2 separate regions of the Homo sapiens genome follow, and region 1 is linked to region 2. Evidence: chromatin contacts called from ENCODE Hi-C or POLR2A ChIA-PET data. All regions are on one chromosome and are shown on one strand. The core of a region is the stretch at or near the end of the contact, and the rest is flanking DNA. Distances in the headings are between cores, read along the strand shown. Region 1 holds the start of SMR3B (submaxillary gland androgen regulated protein 3B). Region 2 holds the start of TMPRSS11E (transmembrane serine protease 11E).

Evidence for each region. Hi-C counts contacts between places; a loop is a spot of excess contacts on that map. ChIA-PET counts read pairs that join two places held with the same protein, here RNA polymerase II (POLR2A).
Region 1: a loop to region 2 is called in a map of breast epithelium, with 15 times the contacts of the local background. The contact joins the promoter of SMR3B here to the promoter of TMPRSS11E in region 2. A Hi-C loop is called at or near these places in 1 of 168 maps with a recorded cell type or tissue (breast epithelium). POLR2A ChIA-PET finds 5 or more read pairs at or near these places in 1 of 52 experiments (activated T-cell).

The regions. Positions count from the first base shown.
Region 1 is chr4:70,381,730-70,385,110 of GRCh38, forward strand. It overlaps SMR3B (submaxillary gland androgen regulated protein 3B), which reads left to right and starts at 1,402. Exons shown (of 3, transcript NM_006685.4): 1 at 1,402-1,483; 2 at 2,768-2,835. The coding sequence starts at 2,782.
Region 2 is chr4:68,445,831-68,449,766 of GRCh38, forward strand. TMPRSS11E (transmembrane serine protease 11E) reads left to right here and starts at 1,633. Exons shown (of 10, transcript NM_014058.4): 1 at 1,633-1,693. The coding sequence starts at 1,683.

The DNA.
Region 1 (3,381 bases), core at 152-2,651, 1.9 Mb after region 2:
AATGCTGGTTAAAAACTCACTCAGGCCCCTGTAGGGAGACTTAGGTCTTCACTCAGTGGGAAGACTTAGGTCAAGCCCCACTTAGCTAGTTAGCATCTATGTCATCTATGTGTACAACAGAGATAACAATAGAACTCATTTTATCCTGCCACGTGGAATATGCTAAAGGTTTAATAAGTAATAGCTGTTATTATTAAATAATAATGTGTCAAAACTACAGATTATAGGATCATCTAGCTTAGGAAAAATTATGCTCAAAGCCTAGATTTATCAAAAAAACAAGGCTGTAATTTTCCATTAGACATCCACTTCAAAGTCAAGATATCCGTATAATTTTGCCATAATCAAAAATTTTGCTTGTCATTATATTTTTATTTAATTAAATGTCTCAAGTTAATAATGGCAAGGACCACATGATTTTTAAAACACAGTTGTTCTCATTTAGTTCTTCACTGGCAAAAGGAACTTCCTAAAAAATGCATATATAAGGTCTTGTAAATAGTCTACTAACTTAAGATAATCACAAAGAAATGAAATATAGTTAAGACTGAGAAACTGCATGAACCTTCTGACTATTATCCCTCTTCCACCACTAGATTTTTCTTTCCTGCTTTTTTGAAACTTAGATCCAAATCTTAATAGCAGCACTCATTTTCATCATCCTTCAGAAACATCTACTCAATGAAGACAACTGTGAAAAACCATACATAGGATAAGATATATACAAACTTTCAAGCACAAAACAATAATACAATTTCATTATTTCAACCAAAAAATAGAAACATGAAACCCACAACATATAGCAAAGTGATCAAAACAGTCAAGTGAAATTTTAGATATTCTTTACATTACTGGCCATGCATCGTACCTGCGTGCATGTGTGTGTGTGTGGTATTTAGCAATATTTATTTAATTAGGCACTTTTAATTTTAATTATCATTTTTGTTCCCCTAGGTTCTCCTGATCATGTTAGAATTCAGTTTAAAAATATTTGTATTTCGCACATATGGAGGCCTTTGAAATAAAATAGAAAATATGATGAGACTAGCAAATAACAAAAGATGGCCCATTAAATCACTTGGAACAGAAAAAACTCGTGCCAGCTTTTCCTTTGAAATAAAGAGGAAATGGTGCACCACAGGCCCCAGATTGTTTTTCTGAGGTGATAGGATATTATGATTTGTTGTATCTGTTTCCTCAGGAAACAGCAAATGTTGAACAGGTCAATGCTTTTCAGGAATGAAAAAAAATCCAGAAAAAGACTGCCAAATTGGCAAGAACAACTTTCCTATCTTTGAAGAGCATCAACTCGGAAGTTATTTTATTTCCGAATAGCCTTTCTCTTATTGCCAACAGAAATCCATTACAATATATAAGAGCTAAGATTTCTTGTCCCTTTTCACCTTTATTTGCCGTCTTTCAACTGGCAAGAGTCATTTTGACCAGCAGATTAATCAACTGTAAGACAGATCCTCACACAAAGGTAGGTACTTGGAAATATAAACTGAATATTTTTACTTTGAATATTGAAATTTTTCTCAAAGATAACATTTTCAACGATAACATTTTATGGGCTTTTCATAGAACATTCATTATCAGCAAAAACATAAGTAGCTTACATGAAATTGTAAGTCATTAAATGCAATAAATTTTGAAAAATTCTGGTTTTTACAGGTCAGAGTAAAACATTCATGTTGGGCATTTGGGCCAATCGGTCCATCCAAGTACACAATTGACTTTTCCTCCTGATGTACCTTAAAGTTCTTGAAACTTCATAAGGATAGAATAGTCTCAGGTGTACTCTAAAAGACAGAATTGCTCTACAGAATATTTTTATTATTGGTTTTTCTTTTGTTTTTCAAACTTAATTTAAGAATGGATATAGGAAAAGTACTAGTTAAAGGAATAGCCACACCCACATATATATAATTGAATATCCAGTGAAATTTTGTCCATAGGATTCTTTCAAGACTTGCATTGCTCAGACCACACACTCAACCTATGTGCAGAGTTGACTAACAGGAAGCCAATTTGCACCATGGTGTATGGAGTTGCTTTCCCAAAAATCAAGCTATCATGTACTTGAAATATATTGTAAAATTTGACCCAATTGAGAGTAGAATACCTGGACATCTCCATGTTCTTGCCTTGGTCTCTGATATATGGATTTTTGGAAGCACTTTGAGACCACTCATCACAGCCTAAATTAATGTAATAGAATGTTGTTAAAACTAGGAAATATATTATGTGACTCTTCTTTTAGACTATATCCAACAGGGTGATTCCTTTTTTTTTTCCTTATTTTTAAGCTCTTCCAAGCAATAAAATTTGTAACATAAGATCTAGTTAAAATGTTAATATCTCAAACCCATCCATAGAAATCTATAATGTATCTACTATTTTTAAAATATCAAAATGTTCAAATGAAAATAAGTATACATTTTAAAGTAGTTACTTCTAAGGGAAAAACCTTAGTCATAAAAGCTTCTATTGCTCAGAGCAATGTATGAACAACTCTTTGGCATTATCCCCAGGATCAGTTTACAAGTCAAAAATAAAAACTACTTCCACTATTTTGAAGTCAAATTTTATAAGCCTACTAATATTGCCCCACAGTAATACTGAATTCAAAATAACATTAGGCAAATTCCCTAAAAATGCTATAGTAGGATATTTGTATTACATTATATCCAAGTGTTGAGACATTTTAAATAGTACTTTTTAATAAAAAACAATCATACTGATCACCTATTGTGCTTACTTTCAGAGGCAACTGAAAGGATGAAATCACTGACTTGGATCTTGGGCCTTTGGGCTCTTGCAGCGTGTTTCACAGTAAGTATCATTAATCACGATCACACTTCTTTATAGTTTCTCATTAACCATTACTTCAGATTTCTTTTTACATTAATGATGTTACCTTTTCTTATATATTAGTAACTATTAATCATCAATGAAACACTGTTTAGGGCTTAAATTTAAATTTAAAATCTAATTTAAATAACCACACATGTCTGATGGCTGCCATACTGGACAGCTCAAGTCTGTGGTATCAGACTGCATTAAACAGATACGTATAAATGTTAAGTTCCCATACTCTAGTCAGTTACACAGTAGGTAAAACTCTATAAAAATAGATAATCAAAATAAAACCGTTTTCCCAGCATGTAGTTTATGGATCATTTACACCAGAGTCACCTAACTCACTTATTAAAAATATAGTAAAGACCTCATCCAAGCTTCAATAAGAGTATCAGATAATGGGACCTGGAAAGATGCATTTTACTAAGGATCTACAAGTATCTTTGCATGCTAAATTTTGGGAGAATGCTAAGCATTTATATATAAACAGCTACTTTGTATACAAAACCAGGTTAAAGA
Region 2 (3,936 bases), core at 383-2,882:
ACAATTCTAGGTTATATATTACCCTAAGTATACAGGTCCATAGGCCTATATAAAGAATTTATTTGAATTTGAAATCTTGATTTTGTGAAAGAAACAAATGTCTTGAGATTTTGTTAAAATAAGTCTGGCAAGTCTTGGCCCAAAGTTACACTGAGAGGGAATCTGTTTTCCTTTGAAAACAAAAGTATTATCAATATTTTCATAAAATGTGAGTATAAAATAGAACATAGTATTATTAAACCATATTAACATTTCATTGGCAGAGATTTCACTTTGTTAAAGGCTGTATAAGAACAGCTTAATCTCATAACCCAGAAGTTTTTACTGTTATTATTGCCTCTTTATTTTTGGCTAAAGTGTAATTTTTAAATGAGTATACAGAAACCTAATACTATATATTGAATGACTTTAAGTAAATAAATATCCATGCTATTCATCAGGATAAGTGACCTAGTGACCAGAATAAAAAGGATATATGTTGGTAGCCCCTAGCACAGTATGCCTCAGCACAGAGGTTTCTTGGGTTACTGCTAGTGAATGATTCCAATTCTTGGCCGTCTGATCCCACACATTACATAAATTCCAACTCCTGCATCTGTTTAGGTGAGCTGTTGGCTAAATGGATATGTAATGAAATTAAACAATATTTTTAAGGTGCTTTTTAGGATGGGTTATACCCCCTCTTTTTCTCCTCCTTTCCTTGCAACCTGCCCTCTACTCATTCTTTTTATGCATATTTTTGAGAGCCTGAATATGCTAGGAAGAGGGTTTCAGTCTGTTAAGAATTCACAACCTTGTGGAGTTGAGATACAATTAATAAAATTTCTAGTATAATGAGGTAAGTATTATGATACCATGAAAGCACAGAGGAGAAACACCTACTCTGTTTTGTAAGGATTAGGGAAAGCAATTTAGAGATTATACCTAACACAAACACACAGATATTTGCATAGTATGTGAGCACACGTTTAAAAAAATGTAATTTTCACCCTAGAAATAAGACAGTAGTGATTCAGCGTGAGTTGATATGCCTGTCTCCACTATAATGAAAGAAATATAACGTCTTAAGTATGGGTTGACATTTGCAAACTAACTGATTTTTCTAGAAGAATGATGCCACATAATTTAAAAATATTAATGCTTTTCTAATCTCTAGTGTATTTTCAATGGCTAACATAGTTAAAACCAAAGTGAAATTTTTATTATGTACATAATCGAATGCAAATTGTGTCAGGCTAGTTTAAAAAATATGAATGTCAGTCCTGGCTTGGCAATTTAATAACTATTTGGTTTTTGACCAAGTCATTTAACTTAATTAAACCTCAGTTTCTTCTCTGTAAACAAGAGAAGGTCAAGCAAGATAGTTTTAAAATTTCTTTCCAAATTTATACGTCTGACTTTTCTAAAAAATCTGGTTTACACTAATACTTAAAAGAAATTATCTTAAAACAATAAATTATAAATTTATTTTTTGCTCTTGCTCCCTGTAAAATTTGTCCTTGTCCTGCTAGTCACATATAGTCCCCACTACACCAGCCAAGACTTGTCAGACTGGTTCTGTTGAGATCATCAGTGACTTATTTCCTCACTTCAATTCAGCCCACAAAGTCATTGATAGAGCTGGATTCACACACTTGGATGTAGACCTCGACCTTCACAGGACTCTTCATTGCTGGTTGGCAATGATGTATCGGTGAGTTAGTTCCCTTTTTCTTTCTAGAAGTCTTAAGGTAACTTTTAGTTTAAAACAGTATGAGCCACACCAAGGAATGTGTAGATCTACAGTTTATTATTTTTTTAAATATAGAAACATATTTTTGAGATTTTACATAAAATTATGTCAAGAAAAAGATTTCTATTCTTTCTGTATTAGTGTTTCCTGTCCTCTTTTGTTGTATCCCATGTGTTTTTCTGTTTACTTTTAGAAGGTTTCTACACAATGTAAAGGTACATGGTGTTTGACAGCTGTCTTTTAGTTAGTTTGGCCATATGTTTCAAGAAAGATATAACATATTTTTAGCTTGGGCTTTGTTTGTCTTATTGAGAAACACTTTTATTTTAGAAGGTGTACATGAAAAAAAGTCTGAAATAATGCAGAAAAAAATGTTTATTTCTGTAAGTAGTTAAAAATTTAAAAACTCTAGATGTTTTGAAAGAATCAGAAACAACTGAAGAAAATAATATGACTAAATTATTATAGCCTGATTTAAAAAATAAATCCACTGATATGCCTGGCCATAGTCAACTTCTCCAAAGATAAGTCATGATCATTTTGAGGTTTTCTTTCAAAGTTAGAAACTAATCAGTAACAAGGTTTTGGGGTACTAGTTTTGTCTTTGAAAATAATTTTATCTCCTGATTAAAATTTATTTTCTCTGATTCTCATATTGGCATATCATTTTTTATTAGTTTTTACTTTGAGAACAGTTTGAAAATGTTAAACTTTGAATGAAATCTGTGGTCTTCATTTAACATGGAAAAACAGGTTCTGTCATCAGTTGAAAGTTCTACATACTTGTTATTAGAAGTTTAATACTCTTCTGTACATATCCATGAAGCAACTAAAAGCTACGGATACTAAACATTTTGTTGGGCTTATCAAGGCTCCCTGCCTTTTGCAAGTATTTCTTTACAACCAATGATGGTTTTGTATCCTATTCTCTTTTTCTCATTGACTTTACTATAGAAAACAGTGCTTCAAGAAAGCTTCCAATAAACTTAACATACTAAATAGATTACAAGCCTTATCTATGGTATATGTCAGAGATTTGGAATTTGGTTATAAATGTGTAGAGGCGGTATAATGTGGGAATACTGGAGTGAATTTTTCTGAGTGTAGTCTCTAATTTGAAGCAAAAGATGTGACTATTTTTAAAAATCCTGCTGCAGAATAGATGCAAATAATCTCTCATGGAAAAAACCAAAAACCAAAACCAACCATCTAACAAACAAAAACGTCTTCCTGATCTGAAGATTGTATGAAAGATGAAGCACATCTATGTTTGAGTGGGTCTAGATGAGATAAAATGTTAAGAGCATGTACTAGAGCAAAAAAGGATTAAGTTTATTATTCACATTTGCTGTCGTAAATGTGCCAACAGGAGTGTTATCGAGGAAGAGGGATAATTGAAATCCTAGGATATAAGTAGACAATTTCTTCTTAAGGTCATTGGTTTTAACTCAGAAAGAATACAAGAAACAGGTGGGGAATTTTATTAAATAGCATGCTCCTTCCTTTTCAGTCAGATTTCGGATAGCCTTCTCCCTGACTCTACCTGAATAAGAATCAGTTTTTTTTTTTTTTTTTTAGAATTTAAGGGTAGGAAAAAATTTAAACTGGGTAAGCATTATTCTTCTTGTACTGCCATTTTCTCCAAACTCTTATTTTGGACTATTCTTTGAGCATGAAGAGATCAACACATGAATTTTATAAACACACAACAGAAAGTTAAAGAAAACTCTATCAGGCATAAGTTTATAGAGAACAGATTTGGGAAGAGAAGAATGTGTCCATTAAATATATTTATTGGTCATAGGGGTGTATACTAACTGTATTTATCAGCAACCACTGAGAAGAAGTGAAAATAAGCAGACTGAATTTATAGGCATCGACATCCACACATATTGAGATGGCTGAAGGTGAAATGAGTAATATTCAAATGACACAAAATGGACAACTTTAATTTTTACCTAATAGGGTAAGCACTGTCTCTAAAAGTGTGGTCCGTAGACCCCTGCATTACAGTGCTTATTAAAAATAGGAATCTCCAGCTCTCATCCCAGAAATTCTAATGAATCTCTGGTTGAGACATGGAAATCATATTTAAAACATTTACACAATGTAATTCTTATTTACCCTAAAGTTTGACAAGCACTAATGGTGTAAAGACATAGAAAAAGAAAAAGAAATGTGTAAGCCTGAAAGAAATTAAACCA